2 separate regions of the Homo sapiens genome follow, and region 1 is linked to region 2. Evidence: chromatin contacts called from ENCODE Hi-C data. All regions are on one chromosome and are shown on one strand. Each heading gives the region's core, a stretch centred on a gene start or an enhancer-like site at or near the end of the contact. The rest is flanking DNA. Distances are from core to core; before and after follow the strand shown. Region 1 holds the start of TPBGL (trophoblast glycoprotein like). Region 2 overlaps POLD3 (DNA polymerase delta 3, accessory subunit).

Region 1 (5,249 bases), core at 1,142-3,641, 620 kb after region 2:
AGGAATTTAAAGCCTATCTACCTTATAGAAGAGGAAGGTGACAGCCCAAGATTGAGAAAGGCCTGAGGTCACACCAGATCAACCATGGCATCCATTCCCAGCCTCAGCTTCTTGGGGTCAGGATAAGCATTCCTTGTGGTGCAGGACCCTCTCAGATGCAGCCCACCATCTTGGACAGAGTCCTGGGCAAGGACCCTGGGGTCAGGTTTCTAGGCTAAACTCTGAAAACTTGACAGGGGCCTTGGGGCCCCTCTGGCCTATTTCCCCATTTGTGCAAAACAGACGACATTTGCCTTATTCTCTGGCACCTGATGATTCTAAATTCTCTCCAGGCCTCATTTCCCCAAATGAGGTGTTGAGCACCCCCCCAATCAAGGCTGCCTGTGGTCCTGCAGCTCCTTTCCTGGGGGGCAGCAGGGGAGGGGGGCATCAGCCAATCTGAGGCCAGCCACCACCGGGGCCTGGGGAAGGAGTTCCAGCCTTGGTAGTGGTCTGATTCCTCAGGGCCTGGAAGCAGACAAGGAAACAGAGACTTCTGTTCATTCAGTCTGTCATTTGCACCACACACTCTCCTGAGATAGTCTCTATACTGGAAACAGAAAAGTGAAAACGACCTAGTGCCTCCTACCAGGGGAGATGTCAGAGCTGGGGCATGTTGCTGTGTGGGCCGGGGTTTAGGGGAGGGCTATAGCTGGGGGCCCAGCCCCAGTGGCATCTACTTGAGCACGTGTGCCCATGTGAGAAAAGACATCACCAGCCTGTTACCTCCACAGACCAAGGGCATGGTGCAGGGCAGGAGGAGTAGGGTCTGACTGTGCTAGCCAATCGCTGGGTCCCTATGCTTGGCATGGCTTAAGCATGGGCCTGTAAGCTTGCCCTCTGAGAATGTATCCACGAACCTGCATGGGCTCAGAAGTGTGCATATTCAAATATGTATGTCTTTATGAATTTATGGACACATGCCAGGACGCACTCAAACCTACGATCCTATGTCCACATATGAATGAGTCTGCATGGACTTGCATGAGACACATCTGAGCTCTCATACCTGGGAGAGTTAAGACAGGGGGTAGGGAAGAGAGAGGGGCTTGGAGGAGGGGAGAGCTGGGAGACCCCCATCATCACCAGCTCTGTTCCTTAATGTTGGTCCTTGCCCAAGACCCAGGCCACTGCAGGGTCTGCCTCTTCTCCTTAAGTGGTATTGATCCTTTGGTCGATCTGTTAAATATAACCTCAGGGAAGGAGTCAACATAACAACCGTACCCAATTCAGGAGAAAGAGACTGATTCTTGGGAGGAGGTGGGGAGCCTCTATTCCAACCAGCTCTGCTGATACCCGAATGGCCTGCGGATCAAGTGTCAGCCTCTCCAGCCTGAATAATTCATGCTAAGGCCAGGAATCCTCCCTTCTCAGGAGCCTGTCTCTTTAAATCAGGTTTAGAGCTTCCCAGTTCTGGGGGAAAAAAAATCCAGAACAAAACAAATCTGTAAACAGCTCAGCCCCCCCACCCTCAGCCCTGGCCCCTTCTGAGACCCCCAACTCCATGCTGCAAAATCTGCTCCTGCTCTCCCAACCTCTGGTGCCCCAAACCCCACTCACAGGCGGAGAAGCCTGGAGGGACTAGTTGACAGTGTCCAACGGAACCCCAGGAGTCTTAAGAGGTTTGGGGGCAGGGAGTGAAAGCAAAGAGCAGAATCACTACACCCCCGGGTCTCTGTGCCTAGGACAGTGCTTGGCAGAGAAGCCCAGCCCGGTGGAGGAAACCACACGGGGGAACTCCTGGCAGAGGCAGAGCAGCCAGAGTTGGTGGGTGGGAGGGGAGCGGGTGCCACAGACTTCTCCTGAGAATGGGATGGGATGGGATGGAGAAAAAGCTGGTCCCATAGGACCTGCAGGGGTGGTGACACAGCCAGGTCTAATGGAACTAGGGTCGCAGAGGAGGAAGCAGAGACTGGGGATTTTCCAGTCTCTCTGCCTTAGGAAGAGGCCGGAAAATGAGTAACTTTCTCAGCCCACCCCTCATCCCTTCCTCCGGTAGTAGGAGCAGCTCTAAAGTCCTCCCCAACCCCCGAATTCTCCCTGGTGGTGACCCACCTGCCTGCTCTCCGCAGTCGGGCCCCGCCCCACACGTGCTGGAGAAGGAGGAGGAAGGACCCAGCTTAAATGTTGGGGGTGGAGGAGGAGGAAAACCAAGTCGGAGCCTCCAGGAGCCAAACTTCTCGGCAGCCCGGAGGGGCGGGGGCGGAGAGGATGAAGAGAAAGCGCAGCAGCCGACAGCCCTGATTCTCGGGAGCCTCCCACCCCGCCTCCCACGGCGAGGAGGGCGCGGAGACTCCGCTGGGGGCGGAGGACGAGACCGGGAGGCGGGGAGGGGGGAGGCAAACCCTGCCCACTCGGCTCGGAGCCCGGAGCGGCCGCGGAAGCCGGAGGCCGGCGCGCAGGGCGAGGGCACCGGGGGCGGGGGGCTCCGCTCCCCGTCTGACCCCTCTTGCCCCCGGCCAGTCAGCCAGTAAGTGCGGCTCCTCAGACTTTCGAGACAGCGAACGGACCGACCGGGACTGCCAGCCGCTCCGGGTCAAGGACTCGCCCCACCCGTGCCCCCCACCAGGCGCTCCCAACTCACTGGTGAGCGCGGCGGCCCGGGCGCTGGATGCGGGGGCGGCCGCGATGGCCCCGCGCGCGGGACAGCCGGGGCTCCAGGGGCTGCTGCTCGTGGCGGCGGCGCTGAGCCAGCCCGCGGCACCCTGCCCCTTCCAGTGCTACTGCTTCGGCGGCCCCAAGCTGCTGCTGCGCTGCGCGTCGGGAGCCGAGCTCCGCCAGCCTCCGCGGGACGTGCCGCCCGACGCGCGCAACCTCACCATCGTAGGCGCCAACCTGACGGTGCTGCGCGCGGCCGCCTTCGCCGGCGGGGACGGGGACGGCGACCAGGCGGCGGGCGTGCGCCTGCCGCTCCTGAGCGCGCTGCGCCTCACGCACAACCACATCGAGGTGGTGGAGGACGGCGCCTTCGACGGGCTGCCCAGCCTGGCGGCGCTCGACCTCAGCCACAACCCGCTGCGCGCCCTGGGCGGCGGCGCCTTCCGCGGGCTGCCCGCGCTGCGCTCGCTGCAGCTCAACCACGCGCTGGTGCGCGGCGGCCCCGCGCTGCTGGCCGCGCTGGACGCTGCGCTGGCACCGCTGGCCGAGCTTCGCCTGCTGGGCCTAGCGGGCAACGCGCTGAGCCGTCTGCCGCCAGCCGCCCTGCGCCTGGCGCGCCTGGAGCAGCTGGACGTGCGCCTCAACGCGCTGGCCGGCCTGGACCCCGACGAGCTGCGCGCGCTGGAGCGCGATGGCGGCCTCCCCGGGCCGCGCCTGCTGCTCGCCGACAACCCCCTGCGCTGCGGCTGTGCCGCACGCCCCCTGCTGGCCTGGCTGCGCAACGCCACGGAGCGCGTGCCCGACTCGCGGCGCCTGCGCTGCGCCGCCCCGCGGGCGCTGCTAGACCGGCCGCTACTGGACCTGGACGGGGCGCGGCTTCGCTGCGCGGACAGCGGCGCCGACGCTCGCGGAGAGGAGGCGGAGGCCGCCGGCCCGGAGCTGGAAGCCTCCTACGTGTTCTTCGGGCTGGTGCTGGCACTCATCGGCCTCATCTTCCTCATGGTGCTCTACCTAAACCGCCGCGGCATCCAGCGCTGGATGCGCAACCTGCGCGAGGCGTGCCGGGACCAGATGGAGGGCTACCACTACCGCTACGAGCAGGACGCCGACCCGCGCCGCGCGCCCGCGCCCGCCGCGCCCGCGGGCTCCCGCGCCACCTCCCCGGGCTCGGGGCTCTGAGCGGCGCCCCCGGGCTCGGGGCTTCCCTTGCCTGGCCCGAAGCCGTGGAGATGAGACACCCGCGAGCCCCGAGCTCTGAGACCTTCCCCTGACTCGGAGGCGCTAAGCCGTACCCTCTCGTTCCCGCCTCCGAGAGCTCCCACCGTCAAAGACCCAGAGATAGCCGGTCCGAATCCAGAAACCCCGCCTGCCCACCCTAGTTTCCGAAACCTCCCTCCTGAACCACTGAAAGTCCGTTCCCCGTCTCGGAGCTCACACAGAGAATCTGTCCTTCAAGGCCAAAGCTCTGAGACTTGCCCCCAGCACCCTGTGCTTGGAGCTCCGACACCCGAGACTGCACTGACCTCCCTCGCCAGCTCGGAGCCCTCAGTCCCCTCCGGGGCTTGAGGGCCCTTCCATCCCATTCTGGACTCGAAGCACAGCACCCCCATCAGAATGGTTTTGTGGATTTTGAGCCCTTTGTCCCATCCCAGAGCTCAGAGCCCTCCATCCTGCATGGAGGCCCAACCCTGGGGCTCTGAGGATTGGGCACCCTCCCCTCATCTAAGAATATATTTCATACCCCTGCCCCCCCTTCACCCACCCCCGCCTCTGGCTCAGGCCCTTCCCTTCCTCGGCTCAGGCATGGGGCTCAGCTCCTAGTCTGTCCCTCCCATCCCAGGGACAAGCACAGCCCATCTAGCCTTAGTGTGGAGCCAACTCTCAGCCTTTCCCACCAGGGCGCTGACCTCCCGATACTCAGTGCTGGTCCCCAGTCTCAGACTCTCAGCTCTTCACCCCGATCTGACTTTCGTCCTCCTGCCCAAGCCTTTGGCTCTTGACCCCCCCCCCATACCCAATGCTGGCACTCAGCACCCACCCCTGCCATTCACTAGTCAAGGTCCAGTGAGGAATCCGTCCCTGGGATGTCCTCATCCCCTTTTCGTCCCAGGACGAGCTCTTCAGTCCTGCCGGATAGGTGCAGGTGCCATGCACCCCTAGTGCATACTGGCAGATCCTTGTAGGGAAGGAGAGAGTCTTGGGTGTGTGAAAGGGATAGTGGGGCATCGTGGCCTCAGAGAGGGGCAGGAAGTGGGGTCTGAAGGGCTGGAAGTTGCTGCCCTTCGATTTCTCTATGCTCTCTCCCACCCCTGTGGCTCTTCGCCCTTGGGGATTCCTTGCCACCACCGCTACCACCACCACCTCACCCCGTGTATCTTCTGAAAGAGAAGTAGGTCTTTCCTCCTGCCTCAGGCACAAGCCCTCCTGGTTCAGGGTCAGAAGCTCAGCACCTTGCCTTCTCCATGATCCCAAAGCACAATTGGTGAGTGGGGGAGAGGACCCCCTCTCCCTGACTCCCCACCCTCTAGATCAGGCAGAATGGCTGGCCTGTGCTGCGTCTGCACACAGGAAGTCACCTTCCTTTAATATATTGGCTTGAGGCCTGCCTGCCC
Region 2 (4,849 bases), core at 2,008-4,507:
AAACCTCGATGTATGGTAGTGGTTGGGGACAAGGTGTGTGGGGGTAGGGGATGGTGGAAGACAGCCTTTCTTGGTATTGAAAGGTTGATACCCATGCTTCTGGCTTGGGCAGCTGGGTACTAAGAAGGGGAATATAACAGGAGGAGCAGGCTTTAGGAGAGATAGAAAAATGACAAATTGGGTTTTAGAGATGTTGAGTTTGAGAAGCTTGTGAGAAATCCAAGTGAGGATGTCCATCGCAAAAGATAGGTGAATCTAGAGCTAAGGAGAGAAATCTGGGGTAAAGATAGAGATTTTGAAATCAGAATAGTAAATGGGCCATAGCAGTAGATAGAGTTATCAGAGAGAATGTATAGAATGAAAGAAGGGCAGAAAGTAAAACTCTAGGCCAAAGTACTAGTTGTCTGACCTTGGGCAAATTATTTAACCTCTCAGTGCCTCCCTGTTCTTGTCAGTAAAGCTGACAGTAGTACCAGCCAGATAGGGTTGTAGAGGATTAAATGGACTATTATATGTTAAGCACTTAGAATAGCACTTGGCACATAGTAAGCACTATTTAATGATAGCTGCTTTTCAAGGGAAGAATAGAAAAAGAGGGGCCCAAGGGGAGCCACCAGAGATAAGAGTATATGGGGTTTCAGCCCCTAAGGAAAGAGGTTCAAGTAGGAGGAACCAGTCAACAATGTCAAACAATGCTGAGAAGCCAAGTAAGTTAGGAAGTGAAAATTGTCCATGACATTTAGTGATAGCCTTGGTAAGAGCATTTTCAGTGGAGTGACCAGATTCTGGTGAGCTAAGTAAATGGGGACAGAGGAAGTGAGACAGCAAATATGGACAGCTCTTTCCAGGAGATTAGACTGCAAAGCAGAAAAGAGGGTGGTAGCTAAGGAGGGATTGAGACGGGAAGGATATATACATTTCTTAAGTTGAGAATGACTTGAACTTGGGTTGTTAGAAAGGTGCTGTAGGAAGAAAAGGTTGAAAATCCTGGGGAGGTGGTATGACTGATAAAGATGGGTCCTCAAGGAGAGAAAGATATAGAATTGCCATAGTTTCTATAAGTTCCATGAGAATAGGGATCGTGTCTAAATTGTTAACTATATACCCAAAATAGTGCCTGGCACACTAATAAGTAGTTACTGAGTGAATTAATGATAGACATTAGTTCTTTTTTTTTCTTTAGCTCAAAACCTTGAGTATAATAAGCATACAAATATTTATTAAATAAATATATGGCCAAAGAGGAATAATTTACAAGTCTCTTATCTTTTAGGGAAGGATTTCAAGAAAATATTAACACCCTGATAAGTTTATTTGAAATATATTACTAGATTTCAAAAAATTTTAAAATCTAGTTGGGTATTCCAGGCTCTAAAAATCAGTTCCCTTGTTATATCTAGCAAGTAAGCAAACAAGAATAAAAGTGACGCAAAAGTTCAAAATGAAATCTGCCAGGGCCCACTAAAATAAACATGGCAAGTAGAAATGTGGTAATAGGAAGCACTTCAGTGAAACTTTACCTAAATACTTAAAGTATCCTCAGTAGAAAAGTGAATTTATCTCCAACAAATGAGTTTGTATTTAGTCCTGAGAATTATGGGCCAACTGAGATCTCACTTATGATTTCGTGTGTTTTAAGAAGTGCCGTGACATGAAGAGAGTTGAAATTTTAGGATTGAGCAGAGATCTCTTGTCATCAGACATACTCCTAGCCTAACTCGGTCTCTTCCTCATTGCCAATTCCTGGTCCTGACCCTATGGTGTAGAATTCAGACCAGAGGAGAAAGAGTTGTTTCAAGGCCAACTTCAGACGTTGACAGTGAAATAAAACATTACTCTTTTCCTTGTATATGGAAGCACTGCAAGGTCAGAGAGGAAGAGCAGTGGGTGAAAGCAAATGATTTCCGTCTGTTCTTAACTCTGATGCATAAAAGATGTGTGTAAATACAGAGTTTTCTGATGAAGACCATAATAAATCAGTGGAAGATTTTTGGAGCTTTTGACTCTAGCTTTGGGGCTGCCCAGTCTAAAGTTACTTCTGAGATGAAATGATGTATCAGGGATTTTTTTTTTTCATTAGGCCAGGTATTCTAGCAGTTAATCTTGAAGTTGTGCCTGGTTGATCTTTTAAGATAATTGCCATCACCACATAGTTTAGAAATCTCCCACCCCAAGTTGAAGGTGATACACTAAAGAAGGGAGAGAAGCCAGAAGCCTCACTTTCATTCACTTAGTCATTCTTTCAACATGTCGTTTCCAGCACTTTTCTATGTGCCAGGTCTTGAGCTGGGTGCCTGAAATAAAAAAGATAAATAAGACTTCAAGGAGGTCTTACATATGCTCAATAAGCAAGACTGGGAAAAATAAAATATTTTTCTTTGTTAGAAAAAGCTGGGGAACTTTGCTTTAAGTACAATCCTTTGAGAAGGCTAAATCAATTACCCATTCACAATGTGGAATGTTACATTATGGATTTGTGTGAAACGGCACTTCTATAATGATTAGAGAGAGATGTATGTTCCCTTTAATATGCCACACAAGCTGTTCCACCAATTTTCTTCTCTTGGCCTTGGGCATACTTACTTGTCCGGTGCTGTTAGTATTATTAGAAATTATTAACAAATGGCTGTAAAGGACTATAGGTTATAGGAGCCAGTGGCTCTGCTTCCAGCTTCTCCCATTTTTTTTTGTTTTTCATTTTGAGACAGAGTATTGCTGTGTCGCCTAGGCTGGAGCGCAGTAGTGTGATCTTGGCTCACTGCAACCTCTGCCTCCTGGGTTCAAGCAATTCTCTTGCCTCAGCCTCCTGAGTAGCTGGGACTACAGGCGCGTGCCACCACGCCCAGCTAATTTTTGTATTTTCAGTAGAGACGGGGTTTCACCATGTTGGCCAGGCTGGTCTTGAACTCCTGACCTCATGATCCACCTGCCTTGGCCTCCCAAAGTGCTGGGATTACAGGCGTGAGCCACTGCACCTGGCCTCTTCTTTGTTTTAAAGCATGATTTATTTATTTATTTTGAGACAGCATCTCACTCTGTTCCTAGGCTGGAGTTGAGTGATGAGCTCATGGCTCACTGCAGCCTTGACCTCCTGGATTCAGGTGATCCTCCTACCTCAGCCTCCTGAGTAATCAGGGCTATAGGCATGCGCCACTACACCCAACTAATTTTTGTATTTTTTGTAGAGACAAGGTTTCACCATGTTGCCCAGGCCCATCTTAAATTCCTAGGCTTAAGCGATCCGCCCGCCTCAGGTTCCCAAACCGCTGGGATTACAAGCGTGAGCCAATGCGCCCAACCCTACAGCATGATTTACTCTGGCCAAGAGAGTTGCCAGGAAATTTGTTAATATTTAAAGCTTAGTTTTGATTCAGTCAATATTGCAAATCTAGCCCTATCAGAGGAAGGTCTTTAAAAACAAAGGCTATTTCATTTCCCAAGGATAATGAAATTACTGCATCTTTTATTATTGTTGGTTGCATTCCTACTCTTTTGAATTAGAATACTTTTATCAAAAACAAGAATATTCAATTAGTGGTAGAAGGCACCTAATTCCAATCCTATCTATTACTAACTAGATGTATAACCTAGTAAAAGTGACTCACTTCTCTCTAATATTTGTTTCTTTATGTAATAGAGAGTTTCATACATTTTTCTAAAGTCGATTCTAAACAATATTAGAGTTAAGTATTGTGTGGAAGAAGCAAGAGTTTGAAAATAAAGTTTTATACTGACATTAGTTTTTTTTTTCTTTTTTTGTTGAACCACCCAAGAATGCATATGCTGACATTAACTTAATGTAACATTTCTGTCCCCAGATTTAGTGCTATACAATGTGCAGCTGCCGTCCCTAGAGCTCCTGCTGAATCCTCTTCGTCTTCCAAAAAGTTTGAGCAGTCACATCTTCACATGTCAAGTGAGACACAAGCCAACAATGAGCTGACCACCAATGGTCATGGCCCACCTGCATCCAAGCAGGTTTCCCAGCAGCCCAAAGGAATTATGGGAATGTTTGCCTCCAAAGCTGCTGCTAAAACCCAAGAAACCAACAAGGAAACGAAAACAGAGGCTAAAGAAGTAACAAATGTAAGTCTTCTTTGAAGATACCCCTTCATTGCAGCTCAGAGTGGGTAACTAGAAAAGCATTAATGGTTGCAGTGGTAGTAGTTTATTTATATAAGATTCTGATATTCAGTTCTGATTTTTCTACTTTAGTTTGAACCCTTTAATACTTGATATTGTTATCTGAAAGAGTTCTTTTGCTTTTGATAATGATTCTCACCAAACCTTGGATTTCCTTTGCAAAATGGTAATGCCTACCTTGTGCACATTACAAGATTGTTGTGAAACCCAGATGAAAACATGTGAAAACACCTCGAGAATTGTTGACATTCAAAAAAATGTTTATTTGCAATATGTCTTTCTGAGGAACATCTTATATTCTGGGCTTTGCAACATATACCTTCCTTCCTAGTGTATTTCCCATTCTTATACTTTATGCAGGTTTTTTTGTTTTGTTTTTGCCTTATTTGCTTCTCTTAGATTTTTATTGTTCAGTCATCTGAACTAACTCAAGGGCATTGACTTAAGAAAAGTATCATTAAGATACTATTTTAAAAATCCAGAAAAGCATAATTATTGTTGTTACTATTATTATTATCACTGTCATTTTCCAGTGTCAAGTGTATTTAATTCAGATCACTGTCATTTTCAAGCGTCTGTCTTGGGAAAGAAGAAGGATGGAGGAAAACACTAACGTTTATTGAATTTCAACTGTGTGCCAGTGTCTTTGTTTAAATCCTCTTATCAGTTCTGTGAGGGAGATATTAACTATTTCCCTTTCGCATAT

Evidence for each region. Hi-C counts contacts between places; a loop is a spot of excess contacts on that map. Pooled maps may share reads with other maps.
Region 1: a loop to region 2 is called in a map of chondrocyte, with 2.8 times the contacts of the local background. The contact joins the promoter of TPBGL here to the enhancer-like site in region 2. A Hi-C loop is called at or near these places in 1 of 168 maps with a recorded cell type or tissue (chondrocyte), 1 of 37 single-sample maps with no recorded cell type and 8 of 50 pooled maps.

The regions. Positions count from the first base shown.
Region 1 is chr11:75,238,383-75,243,631 of GRCh38, forward strand. It overlaps TPBGL (trophoblast glycoprotein like), which reads left to right and starts at 2,392. Exons shown (of 1, transcript NM_001195528.2): 1 at 2,392-5,249. The coding sequence starts at 2,668. The coding sequence ends at 3,816. It overlaps LOC124902717 (a long non-coding RNA gene), which reads right to left and starts at 1,488. Exons shown (of 2, transcript XR_007062783.1): 1 at 1,264-1,488. RefSeq lists silencers at 3,298-3,547, 3,678-3,757.
Region 2 is chr11:74,614,719-74,619,567 of GRCh38, forward strand. It overlaps POLD3 (DNA polymerase delta 3, accessory subunit), which reads left to right. Exons shown (of 12, transcript NM_006591.3): 6 at 3,819-4,086. Among named protein-coding and RNA genes, the nearest start is that of POLD3, 25 kb to the left of the region's middle. Within about 2 kb of position 3,258, at least 2 of the 41 ENCODE cell types and tissues checked have a DNase peak (open chromatin) inside an H3K27ac peak, as active enhancers do.